Linked DNA regions of Homo sapiens: regions 2, 3, 4, 5 and 6 are each linked to region 1. Evidence: chromatin contacts called from ENCODE Hi-C or POLR2A ChIA-PET data. All regions are on one chromosome and are shown on one strand. The core of a region is the stretch at or near the end of the contact, and the rest is flanking DNA. Distances in the headings are between cores, read along the strand shown. Region 1 holds the start of WBP2 (WW domain binding protein 2). Region 2 holds the start of MRPL58 (mitochondrial ribosomal protein L58). Region 3 has its middle 10 kb from the start of SLC16A5. Region 4 holds the start of ST6GALNAC2 (ST6 N-acetylgalactosaminide alpha-2,6-sialyltransferase 2). Region 5 holds the start of SNHG16 (small nucleolar RNA host gene 16). Region 6 overlaps GRB2 (growth factor receptor bound protein 2).

Region 1 (2,514 bases), core at 9-2,508:
CGCCAAAATACATCTAACCATTGGGGCAGATTTCATTATGACTATCCTTAACCCACTGTACTTGTCCCGCAAGGTCCAACCTGGTATTGCACAGGACCTCACAGAACGCTGCTGTTTCCTGATCTTTTCTAGTGAGGCAGCTTTGTTTCTTCACATAGGAGACCTCCCTGGAAAGCGAAGTCAAGCAGGTGGATCTAGAGGTTGGCCACCACAGTCAGGAAAGCAGCTGTCTACTGAAAAGCAAACTCTAATTCCTTAACATTAACGAGTACCGGAACTACCACGTGGGAAGTGCAGCCCCCTCTCTCCGCCTCACGGATTCAGCTCGGAGGTGCAGGGGTTTGGTGGGGGGCGGTTAGGGAATGACAGCTGCCCCGTGGAGGACGCCCAGGGCTGGGTCACGAGCTGACAGGAGTCAGCCTTATTCTGTAAATCCTAGTTATCAGGATGCCGGTTTCGCGCCGTGCCCAGTCCCACTCAGCCTTCAGTCTTCCGGCCGGGACCCCGCTGGGCGCTAAGGGGGGAGCGGCGCCACCGCGAGGCCGGAGAGGGGGCTGCGAGGGGCGCCCGGCCGGCCTGCGAACGTGGTGGGAGCCAGGCGGGGCACACGGCCTCCCCTTCCCATGAGGGACTCTCCCCGCCCCCCGGGCTCAGCGCTGGGAGTGGTGAGATGGATGGCGGGGTGATCCGACGCCGCCAGCCCACCGCGTCCCCAAGAGCCGGGGCCTCCGGCTCAGCTAAACGCCCCAGAGTCACGCATGCGCCCCATAAACGTCTGCTGAGTGAACGAAAGCTCCCCATCCACAAGGGGACAGCTCGGCGCTCCCACGCCATGTCCAGGTCGCATTCGACCAGCAGGACTTCCCTTAACGCGCTGCCGGAGTCCCCAAGATCGCGCCCCTGCCAGGAGCGGAACTGTTTATTTCCGTCCGGCTGAAGAGGCGGGGTGGGGATGGCACAAGCCGATTGGTTACGCAAAATGTGGAACCAATTCAGGCCTATGATCCAGGAGACTACAAGTTCCAGAATGCATCCTTCCTCCAGCATAGGGACAGGCCGAGGCTGCGGGGGCGTTGCCTGCTGGGAATTGTAGTCTTCATCTTGTTTGTTGCGCAGGAGGAACTGGAAGGAGGGAGTAAACTATTACCACGTGACGTTCGGGTCAGGTGTTTGGGCCAGCCTCCGCACTCGAGCTTTGATTGGCTGACTCTAATAAGAAGACGCCACTAGGGGCGGGGCGAAGAGGGGCGCAAGCTCATTGCGTTTTGAGTCTCGGGACCCCTGTTGGAGAGACTATGGCGCTCAACAAGAATCACTCGGAGGGCGGCGGAGTGATCGTCAATAACACCGAGAGGTGAAAACACTGCGGAAGGATCCTGGAGGACCAAAGTTCGGGTGTCGAGGAAGTGGGCGGTGGGTGGTGGGTGGTGGGGAATAAGCCCCTGAAGAGGGAGCACTGATGGAGTGAGGTTGGTGGGGAACGGCTGGGGGCGGGGTTGGAGGAAGGTGGGTGGGCCGTGGGGGAGAGCCCGGGAGGTTGTGATCAGCTGGGAGGCGGGGGTGGGACGTCTGCATGGGGACCTGGTATGGGGCCCCCGGTGGGGCCTAGGGGTGATTCTTGAACCCCTTCCCAGACTTGTGATTTCAGTAGCTGGGAGGAGCCCCAAACAAAAATAATTGTCACTTATTGGATGTCTACAACGTTACTACGTGTCAGGCTCTGCGCCTTTTCTACCTTATTTAATAAATTCTGTGCAGTATAATCTACTACTGTCCACATTTCACAGGTAGGGAAAGTGGAGGGCAGAAAGGTTAAGTAACTTGCCCGAGATCGCAACTGTGTAAGTAACAGAGGTGGTAATTCCAGGAAAGGAGTCTTGACTCCAAAGTTAATAGGATTAACCACCAGCATACAGGCTTCCAGTATGTTCCAGAACTGTTCAGGTTCCCGGTAAAAAACTGAGGTCCCAGAGGTGAAATTAAACAGATGACGTTTGTCAGGTGTCTAACAGTTCCTGGCACTGTGTGGGTCCGTAGTCATTCCCTTGCCTCTCTCTTGAATGCCTGTTGGTTTGGGTCACCTCGGAAGGCAGAGCTCTCCTAATTCAAGGTTCTTTCCACTCCATCCTCCCCACCCCTTGCTCATTGCATCCTGTCTCTCCTCCAGTCTCTGCCAAGAGAAGCCTTAAATGGCCTCTGTCTCCTTTTGTTCCTTGGGTATTGAAAATCAGACCAGCCAGCCCTGGGTTGAACTATGCCGACCCTGAATTGCCTCTTGAAGGCAGAAGGAGCTTAGGAGGCACCTGAGTCCCCAAAGGAGACATCGTGGAGTCAGAGCCCTGTACCCAGCTAAGGCCAGCATCCAGCTGCCCTGTGACTTGGGAATGTTTGATGAGTCAGAGGAAAATGCCTAGAGTGACCCAGCATGCTCACTTTCCCTCTATCTTACCCGCTCAGAGTTTCATGGGCCCAGCCTGTTGCTGGTAATTCCTTCTTTTCTCTGAGCAGTACTTC
Region 2 (2,514 bases), core at 6-2,505, 840 kb after region 1:
AAGCTCTCCAATAGGTCTCCCTTGCGTTCAGAGGAAAGGCTGGAGGCCATTAAGTCCTAGTAACAGGCCTTTCCCCAGCCATCCCTCTCTTTGGCTTTGTCTCCTGACCCCTGCTGAGCCACACCTGGGGATTGCTACTGCCTTCAGGTTATTGCACTTTCTCTTCCCTCTGCCTAGGATGCTCATCCGCCCCCTATTCTCATGACTTGCTGTCTGGCTTCTTCCAGGTCGTTATTCAAATGCCACCTCATTGACAGCGTTCCTAGACAATCCTACTTAAAATTGCAACCCTACTTCCTACCTCTGGCACTACTTCTTCCTTCTTGGCTTTATTTTCTGCAAAGTACTACCTCACACATTCTATATTAGTCATTTACTTACTGCTTGTCTCCCTCCACTAGAACATAAGCTCCACAAGCTTTAGAATTTCAATTTTGTTTGCTACTCCATCCCCTAGCCTAGCACAGCTTTTGTTGAGTGAGTGAGTGAATTAATGAACAAATGAATGGATATTCTTTTCCAGTCCTGTAAGTGGAAGCTCAATGGGTTTGGGTGGGTCTTATCTCTCTTGCTCCGGGGCTTGATTCAATGCCTGCACACAGCTGGCTAAATAAATGCATCCTGAAGGAACGACAGAGAAGCTGTTTTATTCGCGCGTCCTGGGGTTACTAGAGACAATGGACACTGTAACGTCCCAAAGGGTAGCAAACAACTTGGCAGCCTCTTGCCTTTATTGTCCGCCTTGGAGGGCCAGAATGCCCGTATTTCCCCTTGGGACTGGAATTTGGTCTTGAGGGCCAAGGACACGAACGTAGAAAAGCTGGCAGCCTTGAAAGAAGCATACCCAGCCGGCCTTCCGGGCTCCTGCACATCTCGCGCTACAGCGAGCACCCCACTCCCGGCCAGGTTAGCGCAGACAGCCAGCCCCCTCCCGCGGCGACCATCACGTAGCCCCCCGACGTAGCTCCACATCCGGCCAATGGGCCTGGGGTTCCTAACGTCACCCAGCAGCCTGACAAAACGCCCCTTCCGTCCAGTCCTTCCCGGCTCACCGGGACCCTCCAGGCGGTGTCCGAGCCCTGAGATTCGGGGTAGAGCTTGTCCAGGCTGTAGATGCTCTTGAACTCAGTGCCGTCTTTCTGCTTGTGCAGCGCCCGGCGTGGGCACCGTGCGGGCGGTGGGAGCAGCCAGACTCCGGCTCGGCTCAGGCCCCAGCGCAGGCACCTGGTGGCCGCCATGCTCAGGTCTTGCGACTGCTTCCGGCGGGCGCTTCCTCCCCGCGGTCCGCAAACTCGAGCCGCCCTCGAGCTTTGGTTCCGCGCAGTTTCTAGGTCCCGCCGAGGGGAGGCGGCAAACTGGGGTCCCGCCGATGCTTTCTGGCCGGCCGCCTCCGGGAGGCCTGGTTGGCTGGGGAAGACGGTGGCCAGAGAGCGAGCTGCTACCGGAAGAGTGCCCCGATCTTGTGGCCCCCAGAAACACCACTTCTCTCCTTTCAGAGTCCGTGCCCTCCGCCTGGACCGCCCACTGCCCAATTCAAACAGCAGCGAGGCCTGCCCGGCCAGCCTGGGGCATCTCCCGCCCCGCGCTTCCCAGCCCCTTTACTCTGCTCTAATTTATCTTTTTTCTCTTCCTTTACAAAAATCACTCAGTCCTAATTGTCTAATTGCTGTCTCCTAGCCGGAATGTGAGCTCCAGGAGGGCACCGGCTCACTGGTATATCCCCAGCACCCAGAACATGGCACATCGTGGGCACCCCATGAGTACTGATAAAATGAATTCTGTAGGAATGTACTTTTGAAAGTTGGGTTCTGGTAGAGCTGAGTTTTAGGAACGCCAGGCTCTTTTTACAAGGCAGCCTATGAGCAAATTCCCCGCTGAGCACGTGTGTGTACTGGCTTATACCCAGCAGCTCTGCAGGACAAATACCAGATGGGAGGAGAAGGCAGGCCACCGAAAGAAATGTTTGCAAAACCTGGAACATCGTCCCCCGCCCTTCAGCTTTATGGAGCAAGATGATGCTTTCTTCCAGCCAGGAGAGAGGGGGTCCCTCGGGAGGTAGGGAGAGAATTCAGAGAACTGCCAGCTAACTAGAACCCTTTCATAGCGCTGGTAAGGGATGAACTACAGACAAGTTCCAATTCTGAAAAAGGTTCACAGTAGAGCAAGCAGTGTTTGAAAACAGCTAAACCTTAGTTAAGTTACTGTGTTGAGAGGCTATGTGGTAAATGGAAACAAAGCTAAATAAATGTTCATAATTATTAGTAATGCTAGCGATTGTTTCTTAATGAAGAGTTCTATTTTTAGGAACAAGCATAATTATCTAGAAAAATGTGCCCCCGGGGATGCTGGCTGATTGAAACAGGAGATTGTCATCACACCAAGCTTTTACCATCTCCGCATTATGGCTACAGCAAATCTTTAAGAAGGAATAAACCACTTTCTAAGCACTGGCTTTATAAGCTCAGACTAGAAAGGGGTGACAATTGACATATCTCGGGCTCTATCTCGGGTTGG
Region 3 (2,514 bases), core at 8-2,507, 780 kb after region 1:
CCTCTGCAGAAGCCTGTGGCCACTGGTGCCAGGAGGAAGACTGTGGGGTGGGGAGGCAAGATGTGGATTTTGGGTAAAAGGTCTTTTAATAAGGGGCAAAGAATTCGAGCTCATTCCTTACTTCACAGGGGCAGCAGCCTGTGGGGAATGAGTCACTGGGCTCAGAGCTGAGCGAAGGCTCCAGGGAGAAAGGCTACCACGAGGCTGTAGCCAGGGCTTCCTCAGAGGAGCCCCCCCGCCCCCACCAACCTTCAGAGAACACTCTGCTCCCCCTGTGCCCTCCTGGCTCCAAAATGACCACCTTGAAGGAAAAACCGGGTCACTAATTTTTCCCGGAACAGGCCAGGTGGAGACGGAATTCAGGAACACCCCTGGGGCACCGCGTGGGCTGGTTCTGGAATTCGTTGCCCTTGGGATTTTTTTCTTCAGTGATTTGTATCAGTTCCTCTTCAGAGCCAATCATTAACCTCGCTGAGAACCCTTGCTTGAGAAGCCACAGGAACAAGTGGCTGGTTGAGGCTGGAAATGTGGAGGTGGCTCCATGGTGCACCCAAATCTTCCGCTTCCCCAGACAGAGGAGCTGAGTTCTCAGTCATGGCCTGGCCAGGGTCCCCTGGCAGGGTCTCGGCCTGGATTCAGCCTCTGGTCGCATGGCAGAGGCCTGGATATGGACGTAGCCCCTCTGCTGTGAGCAGTGCTACCTTCTGGGAGCTGAGTGGGTTGGTGATGGCTGGGGATGGGGGAGCAGCTTTCAGCAGCACTCAGCAGGGTGGAGGGGGTTTAAGGTTTACTCACCCGCGATAGTGTCACACCCCCTCTGGGCTGTAAAACACCAGCTGAGTGAGCAGCTCTGCTCTGGGCAGCAGCCCCACCCCTGCCTGGGCTTGGGTCCCCAGCCCAACATTTTTGGATCTGAGGTAGGCCTGGGCTCCTCCAGTTTAACCTCTCAGGCGACAATGAAGCCACTCAGACAGCCCACCCGTACCCCAATCCAGCTGGCGCCACCTCTCAGTCTGACCACCTGGCCCAAACCTTGCCCCCTCTCAGACGACAAGGCCTTTGGCACAGGCCCCAGTGCCAAGCGGCCAAGACCAGCCTGGAGAACCAAGGCCAGAGGACGCTGCTGGGATGGGGTTTGGGAGTGGGCTGTGCACCGCAGTCAGGAATCCCCCACCCACAAGGCCACGGGACTGTCCCCAGTGCCTGGGGGAACTCTAGCCGGATTAGAGCCCTCCTGTGGCTGTGGCGAGAAAGGGTCGCCTGCGTTTTGGGAGGTGGGATGGCGCAGGGCCGGGAACCGTCCTGGCGCGCCAGCCAGCGCTTAGATAAGTCCAGGTTTATTTATGGGGTGCTGTCACGGGCGGCGCGGGCTCCGGGCGCCGCTTGAGCGTGGCCGAGGCGCCGCTGCTGACCATGACCGCGGGGTAGAGCGGCTCGAGGAAGGCTGCCAGGAAGCGGTAGAAGAGGCTGGCGCCACCCGCCAGGCCGTAGAAGGACAAGCCGCCGGCGTCGCAGTCGAGCGCCACGCCCAGCGTGCGGTGGTAGGCGCCGTGCAGCACGGTCTGCGCGTTGTCGTCCCACTCCAGGCACCACGAGAAGGGGTTGCGGCCCAGCAGGTAGACCACGCTGCGGCTCGGGCGGCCGCCGAGCGGGGAGCTGCGGGGGTAGGTGACGCCCAGGCACACCCACGAGTTGGACACCTCCACCTCCCGTCCTAGTGGCGGCCCTCGGACAGGCCGCGCGAGCACAGCATCTGCGGTCACTGCTTGAAGCCCGGGAAGGGGCCGCCCCCTGTCAGGGGCTCCAGGAGGATCCCCAGGTTCAGCACCCAGCGGGTCTCCTAGAGCTGGAACAGCTCGTCGCCGGCGGTGGCGGGGTCAAAGTTCAGGTTGCAGTAACCTGGCGGGTGGAGGTGGGGAAGCAGGGTCAGCAGCCTCCAGGGCAGGACGCTGGCTTGCAAGGCATTTGCATACAAGTCAGGGGATGCTTCCACCCACGCTCCTGTCCCCAAACTCAGCCCGCTGCTCAGACACAGCCTGGAGGGTGAGTGGGTGCTGCCCCAGGTCGCCCTCCTCCCCCGCCATCAGACCCTAACATCGTCTCCCTTTGTATTTGTTCAGGCACACAAGACTGAGTGGGGGCCCAGCGAGGTGGCTCACGCCTGTAATCCCAGCACTTTGGGAGGCCAAGGCGGACGGATCACTTGAGGTCATGAATTCAAGACCAGCCTGACCAACATGGTGAAACTCCATCTCTAATAAAAATACAAAAAAATTGGCAAGACATGGTGGCAGGCACCTGTAGTCCCAGCTACTCGGGAGGCTGAGGCAGGAGAATCACTTGTACCCAGGAGGGGGAGGTTGCAGTGAGCCGAGATGGCGCCATTCCACTCCAGCCTGGGAGACAGAGCGAGAGTCTGTCTCAAAAAAAAAAAAAAAAAAAAAAGGCCAGGCGCGGTGGCTCACGCCTGTAATCCTGTAATCCCAGAACTTTGAGAGCTGGTTAAAGAAGCTG
Region 4 (2,514 bases), core at 7-2,506, 730 kb before region 1:
TCCTTGCAGCCTGCTGACAGTTGGGAGTCTGGGGCATGTCACAGCCTGCCGCATGTCACAGCTTGCCGAACAGTGGCCACTGAAGCACACCCATCTCATCCATCACTCACTGCCAGGGAGTGTTCCACTTAGAGAGCACGGGTGCTGAGCTTCCCAGCCCTTTCTGATGCTGGAGCCTGCTAGACCAGGGGTCCCCAATCCCAAGCCTGGTCCGAGACCTGTTAGGAACAGGGCATCGCAGCAGGAGGTGAGTGGAGGGGGAAGGAGCATTACCGCCTGAGCTCCGCCTCCTTCAGATCAGCCTCGGCATTAGAGTCTCAAAGGAGTGCGAACCCTTTTGTGAAATGCGCATGCCAGGGATCTAGGTTGCGGGCTCCTTATGAGAGCATCTTAACTCATGCCTGATGATCTGAGGTGGAACAGTTTCATCCCCAACCCCCCCACCCCCACCCCCCTCCGTGGAAAAATTGTCTTCCAGGAAACCAGTCCCTGGTGCCAATAAGTTTGGGAACCCGTTGTGCTGAACATTTCAGGTGGTCTCTCTGACTGGCCTCGTTCTGTGAAAGGAACTCAATGCGATTGAGGGGACTGGCCACCCTGGATGGTTACCAAATAAGCGCTGACAGCCTTAGCTCCCCCACGAAACCCATCACGGCAAGCTCCCCACCTCACCCCCTTTTCCCCCCTCTACCGCCAGCCCAGAGACTGAGCTGTCGGGTTTTGCTCCTCCACCCTGCCCGCCCCCTCCCAGCTGTCCTGGCGTCCGCAGACTGACAGATCTGAGGGTCCTTTGGAGGGAGCCGGGCACATCTCCTCCCGGCCGCCGCCCACCCGCCACAGAGTCTAGAGGCCGAGTGCCGGGCCCGCAGAGGGCAGAGCGCAGCCAGCGCAGCAGGTGGCGGCGTCTACCCGCGCCTAGCTAGCCCCGGACGGCGCGAGGAAAGCGCCCTGCCCAACCCGAGACTGGCGGCCTCCCGGGGCTGGGCTCTGGAGAGAGCGCAGTGGCAGGAGTGGCCGCTGCCGAAGTCCCCCGGGCAGGGGGCAGGGCCAAAGGAGCGCGCGCTCTGGGCGCCGGGACGACACTCCAGCCCCGGGGGACCCGCCGCCCAGCTCCCGAGGGTGCGGCAGCCTCTGGCCACTCAGCCGGGGCCGAGAGGGAGCTGCCGGGCGGGCAGGCGCCGCAGGCACCCGGCGGGCAGGGCGGGGCAGGGCAAGACGGCCGCCTCCGCAAGTGCCACCCGGCCCACCCGGTTCTCTCCCTTCTGCCTGGGACGTCAGCGGACGGGGCGCTCGCGGGCCGGGGCTGTATGGGGCTCCCGCGCGGGTCGTTCTTCTGGCTGCTGCTCCTGCTCACGGCTGCCTGCTCGGGGCTCCTCTTTGCCCTGTACTTCTCGGCGGTGCAGCGGTACCCGGGGCCAGCGGCCGGAGCCAGGTAGGGGCTGCCGAGCGCAGAGCGGGAGGGCGCAGGGGCGACCAGGGCGCGGGGAGGGTCCCCAGCCCAGGGCTCCCCGGCGGCCCGCAGCCCTCAGCCCAACCTCCGCGTGGACCCCTCTGGGGCAGCTCTCAGCGAGGACTCGGCCGCGGCCCTTTGTCGCCAGAACCCTCTCCCAGCCTTGACCTCGCGCTGCCCGGACCCCGCGGCCTTTGCCTGGGTCCAAGGAAGACCTCGCCCCTGTGCACTGGCGACCCGCCCCGGTGCCCCTTGTTGGTGAAGTCCTCCCCGGCCTGATAAGTACACTTTCTATTGTCGAAATCTGGCTGGGTCCCCGAAGCAGATAAAAACTTCCTTTTTTGTCGGGAACTCTCCCTCGGTAACGTCAGATTCTGCTTTTTGGGCAGGGGCCCAAGTCTCCGGTTTCCAACTTCGCGGGGACCCTCCGTCGGGCCGCGGCCAGTCGCCTTTCCCGCCCGCTGCGGTCTCTGTCCGCCCCGCGCCCGCTCCCTTCTCCCCGGCTTCCGCTCGCCGTGTCTGGATAAGCCCAGTGCGGGCGCGATCCGCGAAGAGGCGGGCGCCCGAGGGAAAGAGGGGTGACTCCTGGCTCCATCCGCGTTCTCCTCCCCGCGCCGCGTCCTGCGCTCCACTCCCTCCTCCTCCCTAGGCACTTTCCTGGGTGTCCCACGAGGAGAACCTGGGAGCCGGCCTCTAGCAGGTGGTGGTTCCGGTGACTGAAGAAGCCGCAAAACGATTTCGCTTAGCTTAAGAAAGGCGGACCAAGCCGTGCGAAGTCTGGGTTTGGGAGGAGGGAAGGGCCCGGCAGCCTCAGGGAGAGGCCTCCAGCCCCAGCCTTTCCCTTCCTGGAGCTTTTCCATCTGCGCACCCCCTACCAACCTTGCTGGGGGGCTAACGGGATGAAAACAAAATAAGTATCTGGTCTCCACAGATGCTGTCAAAGGATACACCAAAAGTTGCAGAACAATGTGAAACAGCTTGCCAGTGATCAGGAGTCCAGCACTCTTAGAACAAAGGGTGCTTGCCCCGCCACGGTGACTTAACGCCTGTAGTCCCAGCACTCT
Region 5 (2,514 bases), core at 6-2,505, 700 kb before region 1:
ATCCTTACACTTAACACCTTAAGGTGATGAGTTTTCACATGACTGTTTTCAAGGCCACAGCCACCACCTTTAATCTAAAAGAGAAGGATAACAGGCTTCATTCTAACAGAAACCACCTTAAGGTTTATTCTCCAGATTTGTATTAAACAGCTGAGCCTCAGCAAGTCAGACCTCCTCACAAAAGATACCATTTCAGACAGGGATAACTTTAAATCATCCTCAGCTCAGCCAATAACAAAGATTCCTAAATCCTAGCGATCCAAAATTCATTTGCCATGTCTCTTTCATCCCTGCATGCCCTAACGAGGATCCACGCTGGTTACAATGACACCTAGTGGCCCCAAATCACACGGGCAAAGACGCTACTCATTTTTATCATTAAAATAATTAGCATTCTGAATTTTGAGTAATTTCTTACCATAGCTGGCTTGTATGTCAACACGTATTCTCATACTTGAACTTCAGAATAAAGCAGGAGGTGAATGTATGTGATGGCACCAACTGTGCTTTCTCATTTCTAGTGACCACTCAGGCCCTGCCTGCACCCACTCTTACTCATGTTAAGGGCTCCATCTATTACTCTGATCCTTCAACCTGGAGCTCTGCTTTTCACCGTCTCTGCAGATGCCAAACAAAGAAAGGCCTCTGGGGGAGGAAAAAAGGCTCGTTGTTAAAACTACGGCTTTCCAGAAGTTTACAATCCTATTGACTCCTATCTGTAAAGCTAAATATGAACTACCGATTGGGGCCGTCCTCAAGACACTCCAAGCGGAATCACGTCTTCACACGTTAACACTCCTGATGCTGAATTAAGAACCACCATCGTCAGAGTCTGCCCGTGCGCGGGCACCGAAGACCCCTGGGCATGACGCTCAGCACACGCGCGGCGGAGGCGCACGGGGCTGCCCAGGTTGTTAGGCGCTCTCCCCCGCAGAAGCCGGCCCTATGACGCCGAGGACGGGCTTGAGCTCTCTCCCTTCACATAGTAACATTTTCTCAACGTTTGGAAAGCATTTTCTCATCCAGTACTTTTAACCCTCCTAACCACCCTATGAGGGAGAAACCGAGATTATCGTCACCACTTCGTCTCTGAGGAAGGGAAGCCAAGTATGTTAGTGTCGTGTCAAGGAAGACCCCGTTTTCCCACCCAGGCAGCCTTACCATCATCACTAAAGGCCTGAGACTGCTCGCCGTGCTCAACACCGACTGGAGTGGCCATGTCTTCCAGCCACGCGGCCGACCTCGAAAAGAACGCGAGACCGCCCCTGCGCGCAAGTCTTCTCGGCAATCTCTCCGGAACTCTCGCGATGTTGAGAAAGGGCTGGTGGGAAATGTAGTTCAAAACTACGGCGGCTGGGGGCTGGCCGCGTCCTCAGCGCGACCCTGGAGCTGGGGGTAAGATGGTGGCCGCCACCAGGGGCAGTGGAGGGTCCGGAGTGGGAAACCAGGCCTGTGAAGAACCACGGCTGTCAGAAAACGAAGCTGGAGGTTCACTTCTGCCAGAAAGTCATTGAGCTTCAACACAGTTTGTCCCTGGTCGAGACTGGGGAAGCACAGAAAGTTCGAGGGGGCAGGGACAGATGAGGAAACCGGGGCTTGGCCGAGTATCTTTGTTAATTGCTCTGCGGATTTTATTTGGGGGAGGATAGGGGCATTTGGGGTGGTTCGCTGGGTTAGTGAAGAGGAGAGATTCCGAGGGAATCGTTCAACCTCCTGCTCAGGTGTTTTTAAGTTTGGGGCGAGGCCGGTGAAGCCGAGGCGCGGGCGGCAAGGAGCGCTGGAGAGCGACGGGGCTCGGCCTCCGCGGCTGCCCAGGGGCCCGGGGCATTCCGAGAAGAGAAAAAAAGGCAAGTGTCACGAGCTGAATTACGAAAAGAACGGAGAATGATGTAACACCCACTGCTCTTCTGAGTGTTATTTTTCAGGCAAACACCTTGGCTTCATTTTTTTTTGTTTCTGGGTTTTTTTGGTTTGTTTTTGAGATAAGGTTTCACCCTGGCACGCAGGCTGGAGTGCAGTGGTGCAATCATAACTTATTGTAGCCTGGACCTCCCGGGCTCAAGTGATCCTCCCGCCTCAGCCTCCTGAGTGGCCGGGACGACAGGCGAGCGCCACCACGCCCAGCTGATTATTTTTATTTTGCAGAGATGAGGTCTCACTATGTTGCCCGGGTTGGTCTCAAACTCCTGGCCTCAAGCAGTCCTCCTGTTTTGGCCTCCCAAAGTGCTGGGATTACAAAGGTGAGCCACTGCGCCCGGTCTGGCTTCGTTTTTGAAATAAAAATAAGGCAAAAACGACATCAACAATCAGGGCCAGAATTTGCACCTATTTGAAAGCTAGTTTAAGTTTGCAAGACCGAGAGCCTTTTCTCCATTCCAGTCTCCCTGTTCTCATCCACCCATTAACAGTGATCTCTGTGGCCTTCGGTGTGGGTTATATTGTCCTGCAGATGGTAATATGTTGCAGATACTTATCTTCAAATTACCACATTTGCTTATGTTTACCTCCTTTCAT
Region 6 (2,514 bases), core at 8-2,507, 530 kb after region 1:
TAGGAAAGGGGAGGCGCCCCTCAACATGCGGGCGCCCTTCAGGGATTGCCGCTGGGGCTTCTGTGCTCCTTACTGAAAATGTTACCCTCCATTCACACTAAAGAGTTCTTTTTTCTGGCCCAGCATAGTAGCTCACACCTATAATCCCAGCACTTTGGGAGGCCGAGGCAGGCAGATCTCTTGAGGTCAGGTGTTTGAGACTAGCCTGGCCAACATGGTGAAACCCTGTCGCTACTAAAAATACAAAAATTAGCTGGATGTGGTGGCGCACACCTGCAGTCCCAGCTACTCGGGAAGCTGAGATGGAAAAATTGCTTGAACCCAGGAGGTGGAGATTGTAGTGAGCTGAGATTGCACCACTGCACTCCAACCTGGGCGACAGAGGGAGACTTCATTTCAAAAAAAAAAAAAAAAAAAAAAAAAGATTTGTTGTTTCAAATACAAGGTTTTTGCTTTTCCAGAGGCAGTGTGTAGCCAGCTTGCCAGCCTCTCTAGGGAGATGGTCTTTAACACACCCACCCAAAGATCCTGTCCCTGGAAGCAAATTATGAGGAAAACTATGCTTGTGAGGGAATGGGGTCGGCACCCGTTCCTGTCCCTCGAGCCCTGGTCGTAAGTTACGGTTAGAGCCCCTTATGTTATTCGAGCTCCAGAACTTTAGGCTTTAATACCTTAAGGGTGTCGTAGAAGGGATTTGCGATTCTGGGCCCACGGCCTAAACACAGATGGCTGTTTCTGAAGAACTTTCTCCTCCAAGCACTGCCTGCCCTCTACTTGATAATACGGCACAGTTGGCCACCCTCCTCTGGGAGACATACTCTAATATTTTCTGAGCACTGGGAAATATCACACTAAACCCGCTTGGCCTGTAAACTTAGAATAGGTAAGAATAAACGGGGGGTTGGGAGATGGGAGGTGAGTTTAAGAAACATGGAGAATTTGGCACGCATTCGTTTCCCCCTGGAACCCATCTGGCCTCGGAGGTGGCCAGTCACAGACCAGGAATGCAATGTGGGTTTTTCCTGCTCCTGTTTTGCAGCAGCCGACATACGTCCAGGCCCTCTTTGACTTTGATCCCCAGGAGGATGGAGAGCTGGGCTTCCGCCGGGGAGATTTTATCCATGTCATGGATAACTCAGACCCCAACTGGTGGAAAGGAGCTTGCCACGGGCAGACCGGCATGTTTCCCCGCAATTATGTCACCCCCGTGAACCGGAACGTCTAAGAGTCAAGAAGCAATTATTTAAAGAAAGTGAAAAATGTAAAACACATACAAAAGAATTAAACCCACAAGCTGCCTCTGACAGCAGCCTGTGAGGGAGTGCAGAACACCTGGCCGGGTCACCCTGTGACCCTCTCACTTTGGTTGGAACTTTAGGGGGTGGGAGGGGGCGTTGGATTTAAAAATGCCAAAACTTACCTATAAATTAAGAAGAGTTTTTATTACAAATTTTCACTGCTGCTCCTCTTTCCCCTCCTTTGTCTTTTTTTTCATCCTTTTTTCTCTTCTGTCCATCAGTGCATGACGTTTAAGGCCACGTATAGTCCTAGCTGACGCCAATAATAAAAAACAAGAAACCAAGTGGGCTGGTATTCTCTCTATGCAAAATGTCTGTTTTAGTTGGAATGACTGAAAGAAGAACAGCTGTTCCTGTGTTCTTCGTATATACACACAAAAAGGAGCGGGCAGGGCCGCTCGATGCCTTTGCTGTTTAGCTTCCTCCAGAGGAGGGGACTTGTAGGAATCTGCCTTCCAGCCCAGACCCCCAGTGTATTTTGTCCAAGTTCACAGTAGAGTAGGGTAGAAGGAAAGCATGTCTCTGCTTCCATGGCTTCCTGAGAAAGCCCACCTGGGCTGGGCGCGGTGGCTCACGCCTGTAATCCCAGCACTTTGGGAGGCCAAGGTGGGCGGATCACAAGGTCAGGAGTTCGAGACCAACCTAGCCAACATGGTGAAACCCCGTCTCTACTAAAAATAAGAAATTAGCCGGGTGTGGCACGCACCTGTAGTCCCAGCTACTTGGGAGCCTGAGGCAGGAGAATCGCTTGAACCTGGGAAGTGGAGGTTGAGTGAGCCGGGACCGTGCCATTGTACTCCAGCCTGGGTGACAGAGCGAGATTCCGTCTCAAAAAAAAAAAAAAAAAGCCCACCTGAAAGCCTGTCTCTTTCCACTTTGTTGGCCCTTCCAGTGGGATTATCGAGCATGTTGTTTTTTCATAGTGCCTTTTTCCTTATTTCAAGGGTTGCTTCTGAGTGGTGTTTTTTTTTTTTTTTTAATTTGTTTTGTTTTAAAATAAGTTAAAGGCAGTCCAGAGCTTTTCAGCCAATTTGTCTCCTACTCTGTGTAAATATTTTTCCCTCCGGGCAGGGGAGCCAGGGTAGAGCAAAGGAGACAAAGCAGGAGTGGAAGGTGAGGCGTTCTCCTGCTTGTACTAAGCCAGGAGGCTTTAAGCTCCAGCTTTAAGGGTTGTGAGCCCCTTGGGGGTTCAGGGAACTGCTTGCCCAGGGTGCAG

The links. Hi-C counts contacts between places; a loop is a spot of excess contacts on that map. ChIA-PET counts read pairs that join two places held with the same protein, here RNA polymerase II (POLR2A). Pooled maps may share reads with other maps.
Region 2: a pooled map shows a loop between it and region 1 (6-fold over the local background). The contact joins the promoter of MRPL58 here to the promoter of WBP2 in region 1. A Hi-C loop is called at or near these places in 2 of 50 pooled maps. POLR2A ChIA-PET finds 5 or more read pairs at or near these places in 2 of 52 experiments (A549 and activated B cell).
Region 3: a loop to region 1 is called in a pooled map, with 4 times the contacts of the local background. The contact joins the enhancer-like site here to the promoter of WBP2 in region 1. A Hi-C loop is called at or near these places in 1 of 50 pooled maps. POLR2A ChIA-PET finds 5 or more read pairs at or near these places in 4 of 52 experiments (B cell, Panc1, activated CD4-positive, alpha-beta T cell and 1 more).
Region 4: POLR2A ChIA-PET joins it to region 1 with 12 read pairs in WTC11. The contact joins the promoter of ST6GALNAC2 here to the promoter of WBP2 in region 1. POLR2A ChIA-PET finds 5 or more read pairs at or near these places in 2 of 52 experiments (CD4-positive, alpha-beta T cell and WTC11).
Region 5: a pooled map shows a loop between it and region 1 (18-fold over the local background). The contact joins the promoter of SNHG16 here to the promoter of WBP2 in region 1. A Hi-C loop is called at or near these places in 1 of 37 single-sample maps with no recorded cell type and 9 of 50 pooled maps. POLR2A ChIA-PET finds 5 or more read pairs at or near these places in 4 of 52 experiments (B cell, RWPE1, activated B cell and 1 more).
Region 6: a pooled map shows a loop between it and region 1 (2.7-fold over the local background). The contact joins the enhancer-like site here to the promoter of WBP2 in region 1. A Hi-C loop is called at or near these places in 1 of 50 pooled maps. POLR2A ChIA-PET finds 5 or more read pairs at or near these places in 2 of 52 experiments (HEK293 and activated T-cell).

The regions. Positions count from the first base shown.
Region 1 is chr17:75,854,079-75,856,592 of GRCh38, reverse strand. WBP2 (WW domain binding protein 2) reads left to right here and starts at 1,258. Exons shown (of 8, transcript NM_012478.4): 1 at 1,258-1,354. The coding sequence starts at 1,296. RefSeq lists enhancers at 1-434, 1,043-1,172 and a silencer at 503-672.
Region 2 is chr17:75,011,411-75,013,924 of GRCh38, reverse strand. It overlaps MRPL58 (mitochondrial ribosomal protein L58), which reads right to left and starts at 1,255. Exons shown (of 6, transcript NM_001545.3): 1 at 1,053-1,255. The coding sequence starts at 1,238. RefSeq lists enhancers at 245-927, 948-1,027, 1,078-1,387, 928-1,611, 1,478-1,627 and a silencer at 1,280-1,462.
Region 3 is chr17:75,076,579-75,079,092 of GRCh38, reverse strand. It overlaps the pseudogene TRIM80P. Among named protein-coding and RNA genes, the nearest start is that of SLC16A5, 10 kb to the left of the region's middle. RefSeq lists enhancers at 1-660, 518-747. Within about 2 kb of position 1,257, at least 36 of the 41 ENCODE cell types and tissues checked have a DNase peak (open chromatin) inside an H3K27ac peak, as active enhancers do; they include B cell, where a contact is called at or near this core.
Region 4 is chr17:76,584,602-76,587,115 of GRCh38, reverse strand. ST6GALNAC2 (ST6 N-acetylgalactosaminide alpha-2,6-sialyltransferase 2) reads left to right here and starts at 1,256. Exons shown (of 9, transcript NM_006456.3): 1 at 1,256-1,432. The coding sequence starts at 1,308. RefSeq lists enhancers at 1-269, 270-951 and silencers at 820-1,109, 1,160-1,499.
Region 5 is chr17:76,556,505-76,559,018 of GRCh38, reverse strand. SNHG16 (small nucleolar RNA host gene 16) reads right to left here and starts at 1,255. Exons shown (of 3, transcript NR_038111.1): 1 at 1,162-1,255. It overlaps SNORD1C (small nucleolar RNA, C/D box 1C), which reads right to left and starts at 229; the gene lies at 150-229. RefSeq lists enhancers at 33-834, 1,175-1,434, 835-1,635, 2,125-2,224.
Region 6 is chr17:75,319,079-75,321,592 of GRCh38, reverse strand. It overlaps GRB2 (growth factor receptor bound protein 2), which reads left to right. Exons shown (of 6, transcript NM_002086.5): 6 at 1,040-2,514. The coding sequence ends at 1,225. Among named protein-coding and RNA genes, the nearest start is that of SLC25A19, 31 kb to the right of the region's middle. RefSeq lists enhancers at 591-1,790, 1,701-1,840. Within about 2 kb of position 1,257, at least 4 of the 41 ENCODE cell types and tissues checked have a DNase peak (open chromatin) inside an H3K27ac peak, as active enhancers do.